Regions from separate parts of the Homo sapiens genome. Here region 2 is linked to region 1. The links are chromatin loops, found by intact Hi-C in ENCODE. Cell type or tissue: heart right ventricle. All regions are shown on one strand.

Evidence for each region. A loop is a pair of places that touch in the nucleus more often than their neighbours do. Peaks named below come from ENCODE experiments on the same cell type or tissue, not always from the same donor. Only the 100,000 strongest peaks of a DNase experiment are listed, where the experiment ranks them.
Region 2: a loop joins it to region 1, with 6 times the contacts of the local background. A loop is called at or near these places in 2 of 110 quality-filtered maps.

The regions. Positions count from the first base shown.
Region 1 is chr12:105,482,194-105,490,193 of GRCh38, reverse strand. It overlaps LOC105369958 (a long non-coding RNA gene), which reads right to left and starts at 492. Exons shown (of 6, transcript XR_007063438.1): 1 at 1-492. In heart right ventricle, no CTCF peak of the experiment used is centred here; a DNase peak (open chromatin) is centred at 4,713; H3K27ac peaks cover 2,086 bases.
Region 2 is chr12:105,673,464-105,681,463 of GRCh38, reverse strand. No RefSeq gene overlaps it. Among named protein-coding and RNA genes, the nearest start is that of CASC18, 27 kb to the left of the region's middle. In heart right ventricle, no CTCF peak of the experiment used is centred here; a DNase peak (open chromatin) is centred at 4,533; H3K27ac peaks cover 4,415 bases.

The DNA of each region.
Region 1 (8,000 bases):
TAGGAAGAAAGATTGTCAACCAAGTGGAAACACAGTCACCATCAAAATTCTGTAACAAGAAATGCCTCAGCAGATGAGCTCTTTGTAAAATGAAGAGGCCTTCTACACCAAGATATGGATGTTTGAGATCTAGCTTCATATGCATTGCAAATCTGACACTCCTACATATATTTAGGCACAAAACAAGAGATTCCATTATATATAATCCAGTGTTAATCATTTGCCATATCAGAAAGGTAAAGGACAATTCATTCACGCATCCATTCATTTAACAATTATTAATTGAGCACTGTGCTAGCTGAACAATTCAGATTTGTTGCATGAACTCCCAGAAATTATAGTCTGTGGGAGATGTGAACTTATAATTAGGTAATTACAATAGACTGTGTAAGTACAATGATAGAGAAGTGCAGACTGCTACAAAGTTTAACCATTTTAATATAACAATACTAAACATGCACATATTTACTAAAATAATCTCAAATTATATAGATCAAAAATTAATAGAACTATGGGGAGAAAATCAGCAAAACCATCATCTCAATGATTGATTGATCAAGCAAATGAAAAAACAAAAAATGCAGAAAATCCTAACAATCCATTGACAAGCTTGATTTAAAGACATATTTAGAATCCTACTTCCAATAATTAGAAGATGTGTGTCTCAAACACACATAAAACATAAAACATTTACTTTAAAATTGCCATGCAGTACTTAAAGTCTCAATGAATTTTTAAAAATGAGTATCCTATAGTAGATATTTTTTAATTACAATGCAATTAAGTTAGACATCAATAAAAAATTTAAACACACTTGGAATTATAAAAATAAACTTATAAATCACTCATGGGGAAAAGAGAAGCCAAAACGGAAATTCAAAAGTACATAGAACTCAATTGTAACAATAATACTATATATTAATACTCACAGGGTGCAATGAAAATAATACTTCAAAACAGGTTTATACCCTGAAATGTTTATATTAGGAAAGAAGAAAGGCTTAAAATTAATGAGCTGAGCAACCAACTAAAAAAGTTATTAAAAGAATAGAATAATAATACCAACATAATATAAAACAAAAACATAGGGAAAAAGGTCAACAAAGCTGGAAGTTTGTTCTCTGAGAAGACTAAAGACACTGATAAACCAGTAGTGAGCCTGATCAAAAGCAAACAAACAAACATATAAGTAAGAAATATTAGGAATAAAAGAGGAATATAACTATCATACAGACTGAAAATAAGTGAATATTTAATATTAATACATTTAAATTTAATGTTAATAAATTTGACGTATAGATTAAAATATATAAATTCCTAGGAAAGCTAAATAACCAAAACTGACTCAAGGAGAAATCAAAACCCTGTATAATCTTATAACTGTTGAGGGAATTTAATCAGCAATATAAATCCTTCTGAAAAATAGCCAGCCCAAACTATTTCATAGAATACATTTCACAAACTTTCAAGGAACAAACCATTCAAATATTCAAATTCAAATATCTTTTCCAGGTAATTGAAAAGAAAGAACATTCTACAACTTATTTTGTGAGGCTAATATAATACTGACACCAAAAACAGACAAAGAAGGTTTAAAAAAGAAAAATTATACATCAGTCTTACTCATGAACACAGATGTGAAATTTCCAAACCAAATAGTATAATAAAAAAATTTTTTTAACTATAACTTTGTGACCAGGCTGAACTATCCAAGGAAATGCATGGGTAATTTAACATCAGAAACTTTATAAATGTAATTCAACACATAAATAGACTAAAAGAGAAAAAAAATTATATTCTGAATTCCCCAGAAACAAAGGATAAAGTGTGAGTACTTTTCTGAGGCATGAAAGCCAGAGAGCAAGAGTGAGCGGTAAGAAGAAAGGAGAGTCAGAGAGGAAAGAAAACTAACACCAAGACAAATTATCAAGCCGCTGCTGCATGAGTGACGCAAGCCCATGGGACTGCATGAATGGCCACGTAAAATGCATTTCAGCACTGTCTATACAGATAAATGACAAATCCTTTTTCTCAATGAATAAATTTTGGTGAGTGCCAAATGGTTCTCATACTGTTTCCCACTGCGCATCAACAGAGACAGGAAGAGGCATGCAGTGAGACCCAAAGGTTAATTGCTGTCAGGGTGCACCTGTGTGAAACTGATAAGTGCTCACACAAAATTGGTCACTGCATCAGTGGCTGAAATAAGAAAAAAATTAAGGCTGCGCAACTCTGAAGTCATACATGGGAAGTGCCCAAAGCACCATATAATCTTTTCAGTACAAACAGAAAAAGCCTTTGATAAAATTCAACAAATATTCATAATTAAACAACAATCAAAAAAATCTCTTAGCAAACCAGGATAACAACAGAACAAAGTTTCATAACCTCATATAGGATACCTATTAAACCTGTAATAAGCATTATTTTAATATTTGATATTTGTAAAATGTTAGAATTATTACAATTAGAATCAGGAAAAAGACAGATACCATTCTCACTACCTCTTTTTCACACTAAACTGGAAGACATCGTATAATCCTCCAGGAAAAATAAATAAAAGGCATAAGTATTAAAAAGAAAGAAACAAAACTCTGTTAGCTGATGATATGATTGTCTATGTAGAAGACCCCATTGAATCTGCAGACAAATCAGTATAAATGATGAGAGATTTACAAGGTTACTAGATCTTATGTCAATTTTCAAAAACCATTTTCATGTCTACACACTAGCAACAAAGTTAGAAAATTTAAATTTAAAGATATAGTTTACATTTACAGATGAAATAATATCATGTTTGGGATTTTCTTAATCATAATCTTGGGAAGGGTAGGAAGAGAACAGCTGTCTTCTCACATCATGCCACCACCACCACCTCCACATGGTCATCACTACCATCTTTACTAGCATCCTCAGGGCAAATCACTGCCACTTCTACCTGCTCTCACCATGATCACTGCCATTACACCATTACTGCTATCCTATCACAGTCATTGCTACCACTGCCACCATCACACTGTCACCATCATCTGTACCATCTCTAGTACCATCCTTTCTCAAAACATTAATACCACCATTGCCACCCTCACCATCACCATCACCACTGTATTGTTTACTACCATCTTGACTACAATCCTGTTACTGACATCTTGATTACCATTGTATGGCCACCATCACCACTATCAGCAGCAATGCCATCTTCACTACCATCCTCATGGTAAACCATCACCACTGTCACCACCATCATGGCCACCACTATCACCAATCTAAATGTCTCTGTCATCATTATGACATCATGCTGGAATCATTACTACCACAACCATCACCACCATCTCATAGTCCCCATCATTACTACCATCCTTACAAGCAAACCATTACCAGCATGACCAACATCCTCATCATCACCATCATTATTACTTCCATCGTGGTACACTTGGGCTATCACTACCACAACCACCATCAACTAGAGCTAGGTGTCCCTCCACTGTGCTCCCAAAGCCTGTTGCATGCATTGTTCACACTGCTTCATAAAACCTGTGTACATGTTGTCTCTCTCATTGAGTGGTGACCTCTTCAAGAGCAGGGACAAGAACTCATTTTATTACATAGTTCCTACACCAAACACAACACCTGGCACATAGAAAGTACCAAATCAGTATCAGTTGAGTAAAGGAATGAATGAATAAATGAAAGCTACTATAAATAATAATAACTAACAATCACGTAAGGCCTTCACGTAAAGCTCACAATAATCCTATGAAGTGGGTAGTACCACCCTTGTTTTTTTTTCAGACAGGGTCTCACTCTGTCACCCAGGCTGAAGTATAGTGGCTCAATCATAGTTCATAGCAGTCTCAAACTCCCAGGCTCAAGCAATCCTCCTGACTCAGACCCCTAAGTAGCTGGGACCACAGGTGCACACCATCACACACCCAGCTGATTTTAAAAAAATTTTTTATAGAGACGGGGTCTCATTATGTTGCCCAGGCTGGTCTCTAACTTCTGTGCTCAAGCAATCCACCCACCTCAGGATCCCAAAGTGCTGAGATTACAGACGTGAGTCACCCTCCCGGCCTACCCCTATTTAAGGATGAGGAATTTGAAGGTCAGTGACTTGCCCAAGGTCACATAATTAGTAAATGGCTAAGCCAGAACATGAGCCCATTTCATCTGGCTCCAGGGCCATTGTCACTACCTGCTGTATTATAGTTTGCCCCAGCTTTTCCTTATATTTCTAGCTGCAAGGTATAATCATGGAGGGAAAGCATTCATCTCATGGGAACCTCAAAATCCTTGGAATGTGGATTACCTAGAGCCTACTTGTCAGCTTAGCTACCGTGAGTTGGGCTGTGCCTCTGAATATGACTCCCTTGAAAAATATCCCCAATTCTCAGGGAACATTTTCAACTCTGGGTTGAAAGTTGATAGTTTGTGCTTGTTTCTAATGAGCTTCCTGTCTTAGAAGGGGAAAACAAAGGCTATCTAATAAACACAGCTGATTAGCAAGCCTTGAAATATCCCAAACTCCTAAGAGAGGAAAGCCAATTGTGTGTGAGGGTGTGCAAACTCACGCGGGGCAGTATAATTGAAGGAAGCTCTCAAGGAGTTGGTGTATTTCAGAGGAATGTATCATCCGCTGCCACAAAGCTGGGCTCCCTGACCCTGGCCTTGGTTTAGCTCCTGGAAACGCACTGCAACAGGACGGCATGTAACTATCAGTGGTGACACATTCAAAACATCCTCTGCACATTCCAGCACTGCTGGGGGTGGGGAGTGTCTACAAGAAACACCTGATTTATTAAGAAATCCCTACTCCTTTAAGCCAAGATATGCTAGCGAGGCTCCACAATGACTTGGCAGCACCACAACGACCTTGCACACTCACCCAGCTTTGCTTTCTGAGCGGGACTCCCAGAAGAACATGTTCCATGGTGCCCTCCTTGCTCAGAGACTCTACTTCGGCTCAGCTACAGTATGCAAGCCACAGCCAGCAGCATCGTGCTTACTTATTTGCTATTGGGTTAATTGGGTATCATGCATGGTACTATTTTTCTGCATTGTCTTAGCTGATATGACAACCCAATCAACCAGGTTGCCTTTGGATCGTTATTTTATAGACAAGGTAACCAAGTGTATTAGTCTGTTTTCACACTGCTGATAAAGACGTACCCCAGACTGGGAAGAAAAACAGGTTTAATGGACTTACAGGTCCACATGGCTGGGGAGGCCTCACAATCATGACAGAAGGCAAGGAGGAGCAAGTCACGTCTTATGTGGATGGCAGCAGGCAAAGAGAGAGAGCCAAGTGAAAGGGGTTTCTGCTTATAAAACCATCAGATTTCATGAGACTTATTCACTACCATGAGAACAGTATGGGAGAAATCGTCCCCATGATTCAATTATCTCCCACTGGGTCGCTCCACAACACAAGGGAATTATGGGAATTATAATTCAAGATGAGATTTGGGTGGGGACACAGCCAAACCATATCACCAAGGATAGAGAACTAAAGACTCCACCAGGGAGTTGTAGGTCGTCAGTGCTGCAGCCCAAATTTCAACCCAGGCCTTCGGACTCCAGAGACTGTGGTTGCAACCACTGTGCTGCACTGCCTCCCCAAAGACTTAATTAGAGGGCCCTTCAAGGGAAAGCTCCAAGTACATGTGAAAAGGGAACTCTTGCAGGCCTCCATTCTTCTGAACATGCACACGTTAAATGGAAGTGCAAACTTTCCAAGTAACTTCTACGCATTTCGTTTAAGGTTGGTGTGTGTGTGGCAGTTCTCCTTGATGGGTTGTAAATGCCCTCAAGGCAGGAACTGTACATGATATCTTTTGTGTCTCCCATACCTAGCCAAGTGCCTGGCATAGAGCAAGTGGTCTGGAAGTGTGTTTTTAAAGAGGGGAATGAAGATGATGATCCTAATGAAATGATGCTGCTCTCTGAGCCCTGTGGTTGTTTTCAGTCTGGCCTCCCACACTGTCCTGCAGGCAGCCTATACTCCAGCCCCATTGATCACCTCCCCTAGTCCCATAGACACACCCACGCTTTCACATCTCTGTGACTTTGCCTACGATGTGGCCTCCACCTGGAATACTGTTCTCTGCTCTCTCACCTTTCTTTAAAAGCCCATCTCAATGCCACTTTCTCAGGAGACTTCTATGGGTCCCTCCTGCAGCTAGAAATAATCCCTCATTCTGAACTCCCACAGTTCCTGTTAGTTCCTTCCTGTTCTTTCCCTACCCCTTTTCATCTCAGAGGGTTATTGTGATGCTGAACTGAGATCATGTTCAAGGAAGCTCTTTGTAAACCAGGAGGCACTGTCCAAACATGAGGGCTTATGAGGGCCCAGATCTCATCAACTAAAGAATGATATGGTCAACAGTGTCCAATTCTATGCTGCTCAATACAGTACTTCACACACTCAAGGAGCATTTGCTGAAAGCCTGGTGTTTCCCAAGCTGGTCTTGAACTTCCAAGCTCAAGCAATCTTCCTACTTCAGCCTCCCAAAGTGTTGGGATTACAGGCATAAGCTACCATGCTCAGCTCAAAAAACAAAACAAAACAAAACAAAACAAAACACACTTCTTGAATGACAGAATTGCACCACGGAAGAGAAGGAACAGAGTTTGGTGAGCAGGTAGCAAGCACCCCCTTCCCTCTGCCTCTCTCTGCACAGCATCCCCCAAGTATCCCCCAAACTTGCACACACCCACATACATAACACCACTCCCACTAAATAGACCCCAGACACCACAGCCTTCCAAAAACTTCTATTTTTTTCTATCCTTGCACATTCTGCTTCCATGTTCTTCAGCCCCTCCCAACAGCCCCCAAGCTTCGTGACTCTTCTAGCTCCACTAAACTATTTCCCTCTCCAAGTACTAAAATGCTAAGTATTTATTTTAGGATGGAAGAAAATTACAGCCTGTAATTAGCACATTTTTTGAACATATTGCCTAAACCACTGCTGTGTGGTGGAGCCAAGAACAAGCAGTAGTAAAATTAACAAGGTTTATTAAACAGAAGAAACCATTCAGAGCTGAGCTAATGCAACAATCACATGGAAGTCCCTCCTCTCTCCTGGGGCAGCTCTCTCGATCATCCCTTAAAGAGGAATGACACTCTCCTCTGAAAGCCAAACTATGCATGTCACAAACAGGGATCAGGGAAGAGAGCTGGATTTATAACTCAGCTCTAAGATCCATGAGCTGTGTGACCATAAGTTAGTCAAACAACCTCTCTGAGTCTGTTTCCCACCTACAAAATAACGAAAACCTGTCTGATATACCTGATAAGTAACAGGACTACTATCTTCACATCCATGCATTCAGGATCTAATACACTAATACATGCTAAAATGTTTTCTAAACTTGAAGGCCTATATCCTTTTAGGTTATTATTCAACATTTTTCTCTTTCTATCTTCTTTCTCTCTCCCCAACAACTCTCACACACTCCTCTCTCCAAGGCCTTGGTGTAGGACTGTGTCAGCTAAATAGGAGGGGTGACTTTCCCTAATTTGAACAAAGATGTCATATGGGTGAGTGGTCCTAATCTGGGATGCATGGAATGGAAAGCAACAGAATCACAGGGGAGTGCTAACAACATCACCTGGGGCAGATGGGAATGGCTTCTGGCAAAACGCACCATTTGAACGAATTACCTTTTGGAGAAGTCATTTGCCAGGGAGAGAAGGTAGGAAAGGGCCTTCCCATAAAAGGAAAACTCATTGAGGAAACACAGAAATATGAAAACCTACGGCCAGTTTGGGAAATGGCAAGTTGGTCCTTCCGGCTGAAGCCGTAGGAAGGTTGAATAATGCTGAATGCTGGGAATTTATTAGATGTCTAGTCATGCATTTCTTAAATATCTCATCTACTGAGTGTCAGGTCCTGGGTGCTAGGCCCTGAAAAGTTTTTAAAGGATTGTTGAGAGATATTATTCAGAAAGAAAGTAAATGTCCTTCTAATTGTGAATTCCAAGAGTCTTATTTCTCA
Region 2 (8,000 bases), 190 kb before region 1:
ATACTGTAAATAGAACCTGAGCTAAAACTCAGTTAATTACCTGACCTCCATAAGCCCCTATTTTAACTGGAGGATGACAATGATGTTTTGGGTCCCCTGGTGTCAACATCGGCTCAGAGTCAGTGTCCAGAAGTCCCTGAAATCTCCGACCATTTCTTTTTCCCCAATGCAGAGTTACCGTGGTGAAAGGCTGGAGGTCTCCCTGACAAAAGATGGGACAAAAATTCACTGCATAAATTGTAATGTAGTGAGGTCCTTCCTCAAAGGGACCCAGCCTCTCCTTCATTCAAGGGGATTCTGGGTCTGTAAACTGGCTCAAGTCTGGAAATTGATTGAGGGGCCATGATTCTCTGTTTTTATAATCCAAATTAGTCTTTTGTCCATTCAACCTAGTTTTCTGCTTGTATAAATTAAGTAGGAATGCAGTAGGCTTCCTATCAATTTCACTTCTAGGAACACTGTGAAAGATGATTAGCCAGTGCCAGAGCTCTACATGAGTCAGACTATTCTGATAGCTGCTTCGCCTTTGCTGTCCTTTATGGTAGCTACGCCCACCTTGCCTTTGATGGTTGTGTGCCACCACTTGGCCCCTGCCACTTTGGGATCCAATTATTCCCATTGTATTTAAATTTTGTAGTTGAGTAACTGTGGTTCCCACGTTTACAACTGACACACAGAGAAGAGCAATTACAGGACTCTTCAAAGATGCAAGTGCTGTCCTCACAAATCTATTTCACAAGACATCAATCAAGGGCATATCTTCTGGACCCTCCCAGCTGGGATGAGTAGGTCTAAAGTGACTAATCCACTCCACCATCCTAATCTCCCTAAGATTTTGGATCCCTTCCTCTATATTAAACCAAGGGAGATCAGGCATTCCCAGCTCGTTCACAGTGGGCCATCTTCTAATTCATCTAGTCCATATTTCAGCTAACCAAGCAAATAAACTATTAGAACCTTTTTTGACTCCCTGAGCTTCAACATTAAATGCAGAGTCCCTACTTAGTGGGCCCAAATCAATAAATTCAGCCTGATCCAACTCTATATTCCTTCCACTGTTATCCCACACCCTTAGTATCCATTCCCATGCCTGTTCTCCAGATTTCTGTGTGTATAAATTGGAAAACTCAAGCAGTTCTTTCTGAGTGTAGTGCACCTCCTCATGGGTCACACTCTCAACCTCACCTCTAAGGTTCTGCTGGAACTTTAGTCTAGTTATAAGTCTAGAAGCAAACACGGGTGTTGGTGTTGGCACATTATTTTGCCTGGCAACTCCCTCAGGGGAGGCCATCAGACAGCACAGCATTTATCTGTTGTCTCAGACAGCACAGCACTTATCTCCTCAGACAAAGGTGGAATGGCTGATGGCAGCATGGGTCTGGGAGGGGATGTTGCCACTACTGGAAATGGGGAAGCTGTTCCTTCTGGCAAAAAAGATTCATCAGCATTTACAAACTCAGTGTCCTCACCTTCATCAGGGTCATCCCACACATCCCCATTCCAAGTTGCAGGGTCCCATTCTTTTCCAATCAATGTCCTCACTTTAATAGTAGACACCTGGCGAAGCTGTGCATGCACCTTTTGTTGCAGGTCAGTCACTTGCATGATAAGAGTGTCTGGGGATAATTGTGTCTGTTTTTCCACAATTTCAGCTCTTTCTCTATAGGCAATAGACTCTTACTTAGGGCAATCTTAGCATATTTGAGACTCAGTATCTGTTTCTGAAGGTGGGAGACAGAATCCCTGAGTTCATCATTTTCTTTTATCACTTTGTCCACTGAACTTAGGAGTAACCAACCAGCTTCATTATGTTCCTTGGTTCTCCACATATGGTCAAAGATATTATGTATAGAGTCAGTAAACTCTATGCCTCTCATGAGCATTAAATGCATTTATTTGCATAACTCTCTAAACAGTTCATGTCAATGACTATCAGTGTTCTCCATACTATTAGAAGTCAAGTCCGTAGCATTTTTGGGTCTAATCGTATTAAGAAGCCAACTCCAGAAACCCCAAAACCAATGAGAGAATGCCATCCTTAATATTCTGTTCCTCTAGAACCACTCCTGGTACCAAAATCTGTTTTAGTAAGGGTTCCCTAGGAGGGTAGAACTAATAGGAGAGAGATATATATATAATATATTATATTATATATATATTATTATATTATATTATATATATATATTAATTATTATATTATATATTAATATATTATATATAATATATTAATATATAATATGTTATATAATATACATTATATTATATATAATATATAACATATAATATATATTATATATATATATATAATATATATATTATATATAAATAATATTATATATATACACACACACACACACACATACACATATATATACATATATACCCTATTAGTTTATTAAGTATTAACTTACACAATCACAAGTTCCCACAATAGGCTGTCTGCAAGCTTGAGAAGCAAGGAGAGCCAGTCCAAGTCTCAAAACTGAAGAACCTGGAGTGCGATGTTTAAGGGCAGGAAGCATCCAGCATGGGAGAAAGATGTAGGCTAGGAGGCTAGGCTGGTGTCACTTTTTCACGTTTTCTGCCTGTTTTGTACTCCCTGGAAGCTGATTAGATGGGGCCCACCAGATTAAGGGCACATCTGCCTTTCGCAGCCCACTGACTCAAATGTTAATCTTTGGGAACACCCTCAGAGACACACCCAGGATCAATACTTTGCATCGTTTAATCCAATCAAGTTGACACTCAGTATTAACCATCACAGCCTCTTAAAACTCCACACTAGTGAAATCTTCAAAATTCCATGAGTGGCTATATTTGCTGAGTGATGGTGACTTACTAAGGTTCCAGCCTGAATGGAAAATTGCAAAGGACAAGAGAGTCAGAGTTGAGAGAAGCCACCCTCCTTCCTAGTGGTCACCTCCTTTGTAATCTCAATGGCTATTGGGAGTCTCCCCTGCATCAGCTCACCCAGTCTTCCCAGCAGTCCTATGTGGTAGTTGCTGGTATTTCCATTTTACAAACAAGGGAACTAAGGTCCAGGGACCTTGGCTAACTTGCTGAAGTCGCTCAAATAATAAGTATCAAAGCCTGGGCTTAAAGAGAGAGAGTATGGTTCAGCACTTAAGTTCTTTACCCTAATATTAATGTTGCTTCACATTTAACCACTCATCCAACTACAAGGCGCAAGCCTTCAGCAGCATGATCTCATTAATCCTGATAACAACCCTAAAAAAATCAGTACTACATTTCTTCCATTTTATAGTAGAAAATTAAAGCTGACTAAGGTCAGGCAATGAGCTGGAGGTTCCAATGCAGCAAGTGTCAAAACCAAAATGTGAAGCCACATTTGTCATCTGAGCCTGGCATTTAGACCACTTCAAAATCCTACTTCCCCATGTATAGAGATTATCCCAGAGCCATTAGGTGACACAAGTGCTTAAGACCTAGTTAGTTTGCAAGAAATGAGAGGCCATAATATCTTCCTTGACATGTTTATTTGTTAGGATCCTGATGTGGGGTACTATTGCCTGGCTATGTCCTGGCACTTAGGAAAGGGGCCACGTGTTCAGCTCAGCATATCATGTGTTGTACAATCACCCCCTTTTTGCTATGTGTGAGACATGCACATGACCCCTCCCACTAAGCCTGAAAGGCAATCTGGCTTAGTGGAAAGTACATGATACTTGGAGTTGATCACTGAAATTTAAGAACAAAGCTAGATTTCCTTTGCTCACTGCTGTAAATCTTAATAGATAAACCCTTATGTTCTAGAACCAGACTGCCTCGGTTCAAATCTACTCACAACTTACCCCCTTGCCATTTTGCCTCTCTATGACTCAGTTCTTCATCTGTAAAAAGTGGTTGATAATAATAGCATGTTTATCTCGTGGTTATGAAAACATAAGAAAAACATGTGTGCAAAGACCTGGGGACAACCCTGGCCCAGGGGAAGTGTTGGCACTGAATGCCCTTCCAGCCTTTATATGGTCCCTGGGAAGCAGTGCTTGCTCAGTGCGTATTTCTAAAATGTGGGAATTAACCAGAGCCTGTTCCTCAGCTATAAAGGAGAAGCTACTTCTACCTTCCTCCTGCAGCTGGCTTTTGAGGATTGCCAGTGAAGCATTAGAAAAGCAGCTGGGACCTTACCTGGCATGTAGTTGGTGCCCAGCAAGCTTTCAATGACCCACTTATGATTTCAGCCTCAACTTACTTTTCAGCAAAATGGGCAGGCTCATGAAGGCTCCCTGGTATAATAATGGAGGTCAAAATAGCTGTGTAAGCAATGAAATTCTGTACAAATGTAACTAACATCCCCCACCTCTTCCTCCTCTGCTAGCACCACTCCCTTCCAATCACTCCCTCCCTCCCTCCCTTTCCGGTTGTAAACTGCCCTTCTGTTTCCTGCTGCTTCCTTGCTTCTCCCACCCTCTGTTATTCCTTAGCTGCTCCTGGCCCCTCCTGCCTCCCCTGGATAGATCCTCCAGGCCCAATAAACCTTCCAACTTCTCTTCCCTTGCCCACTGGGCTGCTGGCAGGAAGCCCTTCCCTTCTCTCTCCCCACCCTGTTCCCTTTGGTAACACCCTGTACACATGGGGATTATTGCTCTTGGCAGCAGGTGTCCAGTTGTCAAAAAGACAGATTGGTCTTGGCCAGGAGGAGGTGGGAAGGCAGGTAAGGAAATGAGACTCAAATGGAAAAGGTCCCCTGGCCGGGAACTCTAAGAAATAAGGAGGGTGTGAATGGAAGCCACTGAACCCAGAAGGGTGCGAGAAAGCAAATTACAGATCTTTATCTGGGGTTATCTAGATTCACCAAGGCCCAACTTTTTACCCAGACCACCAAGTACAAACAGGATGCAAAAAAGGTGCCAAGCTAGAGAGGAAGGGGGAAAAGCAAAGGTAAAAGATCACCTACCCTGAAGATTCATTTCTAATCACTTTTGCTTTGCATTTTCTGCCTACAAAATATAGCATAGGATCATCATGAAGATTAAATTAGATAATTACTGTAAGCATAAGGACAGTGCCTGGCACATAGCAAGTACCATGCAAGTATTAGCTAATTGTATTGTTTTTATCATCAGTCATGATAATAATGCATCAAAAGTTCTGAACATGGAGATCACGGATTTTGAAGTCAGAGAGACTGGGTCTTAAATTCTACTTTGTCCACTTCTTGGCTCTGAAAGCTTGGCCCAAGGACAACTTATCTGAGCCTTGGTTACCTAATCTTTGATTATAGCAATATTACCTTCTTTGCCTTGCCTTGAATGGCCCCTGAGAGCTATTTCCTCTCTACCTATGTCTAAGTTGGAGAAATAAAATTAGAGGAGACATCACCTTGTACAGTAACATTCCTGCCCATTGTCCAGGGTCTGTGGGAGTCCAGGGCAGCTTCCTGGGCATGGGCCATCTCTCCCTGGCAGAGACGGTGAGAGAAGAAAGAGTCAGATTGTCAGAAAGATGGGTAAGAAGGGGGCAGTAAGCATGCAGTGTGGCTCTGGTTTCTGGAAAGAACAAAGTTTGGAACCAGAATATCCAGGTCAAATGGCTCTGCCACTCACCAGTTGTATGGCTTTGGGCAGATGATTTGGTCTTCTTGAGCCCCACCATTTTGAAGGCAATCAAATGAAGAAGTATATATAAGCCTGGAGAATTGGTCAGGACTCTCCTGTGGGCAGGGGACAGAAACAAACTCAAAGTAGGTTAAACACAAGATGGGACTGCACTGGCCCCAGCAAGAGTCTGACTGAGGCCGAGTTGCCAAGTCCAAATCACCAGGTTCCCTGACCCATCTGCCAAGCCCTTCCTGTAACTTACTTTCCTACAGTCCTGAGTTCACTCTCCCTCACTCCGTTTTTTTCTATGTCAGTCCACAGTTGTTGCCTTCACAGAGTTTATTCAATTTCCTTTCACTAAAGCTCTGTTTACTTTTGAAGATGCATGCTTTCATTCCACACACTCCACCTCCACCCTCCATAAACTTGGTTCCATGGAAAAGGCAAACCATGGAAATAGAAACCTCATAAACCCCTTGGCCAATACTTTGGCAGATTTTCTTAGAGTTTTCAAACCCTAACCTCTGGTCATTTACAAAGTTTATTCTTCCAGGAGATCAAGCTACATGCAGTGGATGTATATTTTGAGTCCAAATTCCTGAGGGCACCTTTTAGTGACTAACATTTAAACATCATCTTCTTAGGAAGTTTCTGGAAGGACAATCAGATGCAGGCTAACAGATATGACATACCACTTGTGACCCCAGATTCCACTCTGGAAACTTGACCTCAGTCTCCCTGTTGAGCCTTTTTCACTTTTACTTCCTAGTCCATGCCTGACCCACTCCTACCCACAAAAGCACACTATGCAAATAAATCCTGTGTTTCCAGCCATGAAGAGCTATTCCAGGTTCCCCAAACACAGCATGTGCTCTCACCCCTATCCCGATGGGAAACTCTGATTCATCCTTCAACTCTTAGCTCAAGCAAATCCCCCAGGAATATTTGTCCCTTTTCTCTGGTCTCATGACACTTTGACTAAACATATTATACTGTGGCCATTTGTTTGTCTGCTTTTCTTTCTGATTATGAACCTTCAAGGTCAGAAACTATCTTAGTCACCTACTTCCCCCAGCACCTGGTAGAGTGCCTGGTACACAATAGATGCTCAAGGAATGTGTGAAAAATGAAATGCTGGACTGTCTGGGAGGTTATTTCATGTGAATGGGCCTCATACCTCATTTAAGATCTCCTGGTGGAGCTGTCATATTCTTCTTATCTACTGCTGTGTAACAAAACTCCCCAATATGCAGTCACTTAAAACAACAATCATTTTATTATCCCTTAAAGCGTCTGTGAGTTAGGAATTCAGGAAAGGCTTGGCTTGGGGGCTCTGGCTCAGGGTCTCTTCCTTTGGTTACAGTCTGACCGTGGGTGAAGCTGGAACAGGGCCAGGCCAGAGCAGCTGGTAGGTAGAGAGGCTGCAGCATAGGTAAGCATCCCTCTTTGTGGAGTCTCAAGGCCTCTCCATGTTGTCTCTCTCCATTGGCTACTTGGCTTCCTGGCAGCATGGCGGTCTCAAGGCAGTTGGCCTTTTTATATGACGCTGGAGACTTCAAGGGTGAATGTTTCAGTGAGCAAGGCAGAATCTGAACCACTATGTATGGCCTAGATGCAGAAGTCACCTAGTGTCACTTCCACTGTTCTCTGCTGGTCAAAACAGTCACCAAAGCCTGTCCAGTTTCAAGGCAAGGGGATACAGACCTCACTCTCTCTAGGAAGAGTGTTACCGAATTTGCAGATGTATTTTAAAACTGCTACACTTAAATGCAATGTGGACAACAAAAGGACATCAATGGAAAAACTGGTGAAATTGAATAAAGTCTAGAATTCAGTTAATAGCAGTGTGTAAATGCTAGTTTCTTAGTTTTGATAAATACATCATGGCAGTGTAAAGGATTATGGGAAATTGGATACTGGGTATGTGAGAATGCTTTGTTCTATCTTCGCAAATTTTCTATAAGCCTAAAATTATTAGGAAAAAAAATTTAATTTAGGCCAGGTGCAGTGGCTCATGCCTGTAATCCCAGCCAAGGATTTAGGAGGCCAAGGCAGGAGGATTGCTTGAGCCCAGGATGTAGAGGCTGCAGTGAGCTATGATTGAACCACTGCACTTCAGCCTGGGCGACAGAGTGAGACCTTGTCTCAAAAAATAATAATAATTTAAAAGAGAATGCTGGCCGGGCACGGTGGCTCACACCTGTAATCCCAGCACTTTGGGAGGCTGAGGCAGGCGGATCACGAGGTCAGGAGATCGAGAGCATCCTGGCTAACACAGTGAAACCCCGTCTCTACTAAAAATACAAAAAGAAATAAGCCGGGCTTGGTGGCAGGCGCCTGTAGTCCCAGCTACTCAGGAGGCTGAGGCAGGAGAATGGCGTGAACCCGGGAGAAAGAGCTTGCAGTGAGCCGAGATCATGCCACTGCACTCCAGCCTGG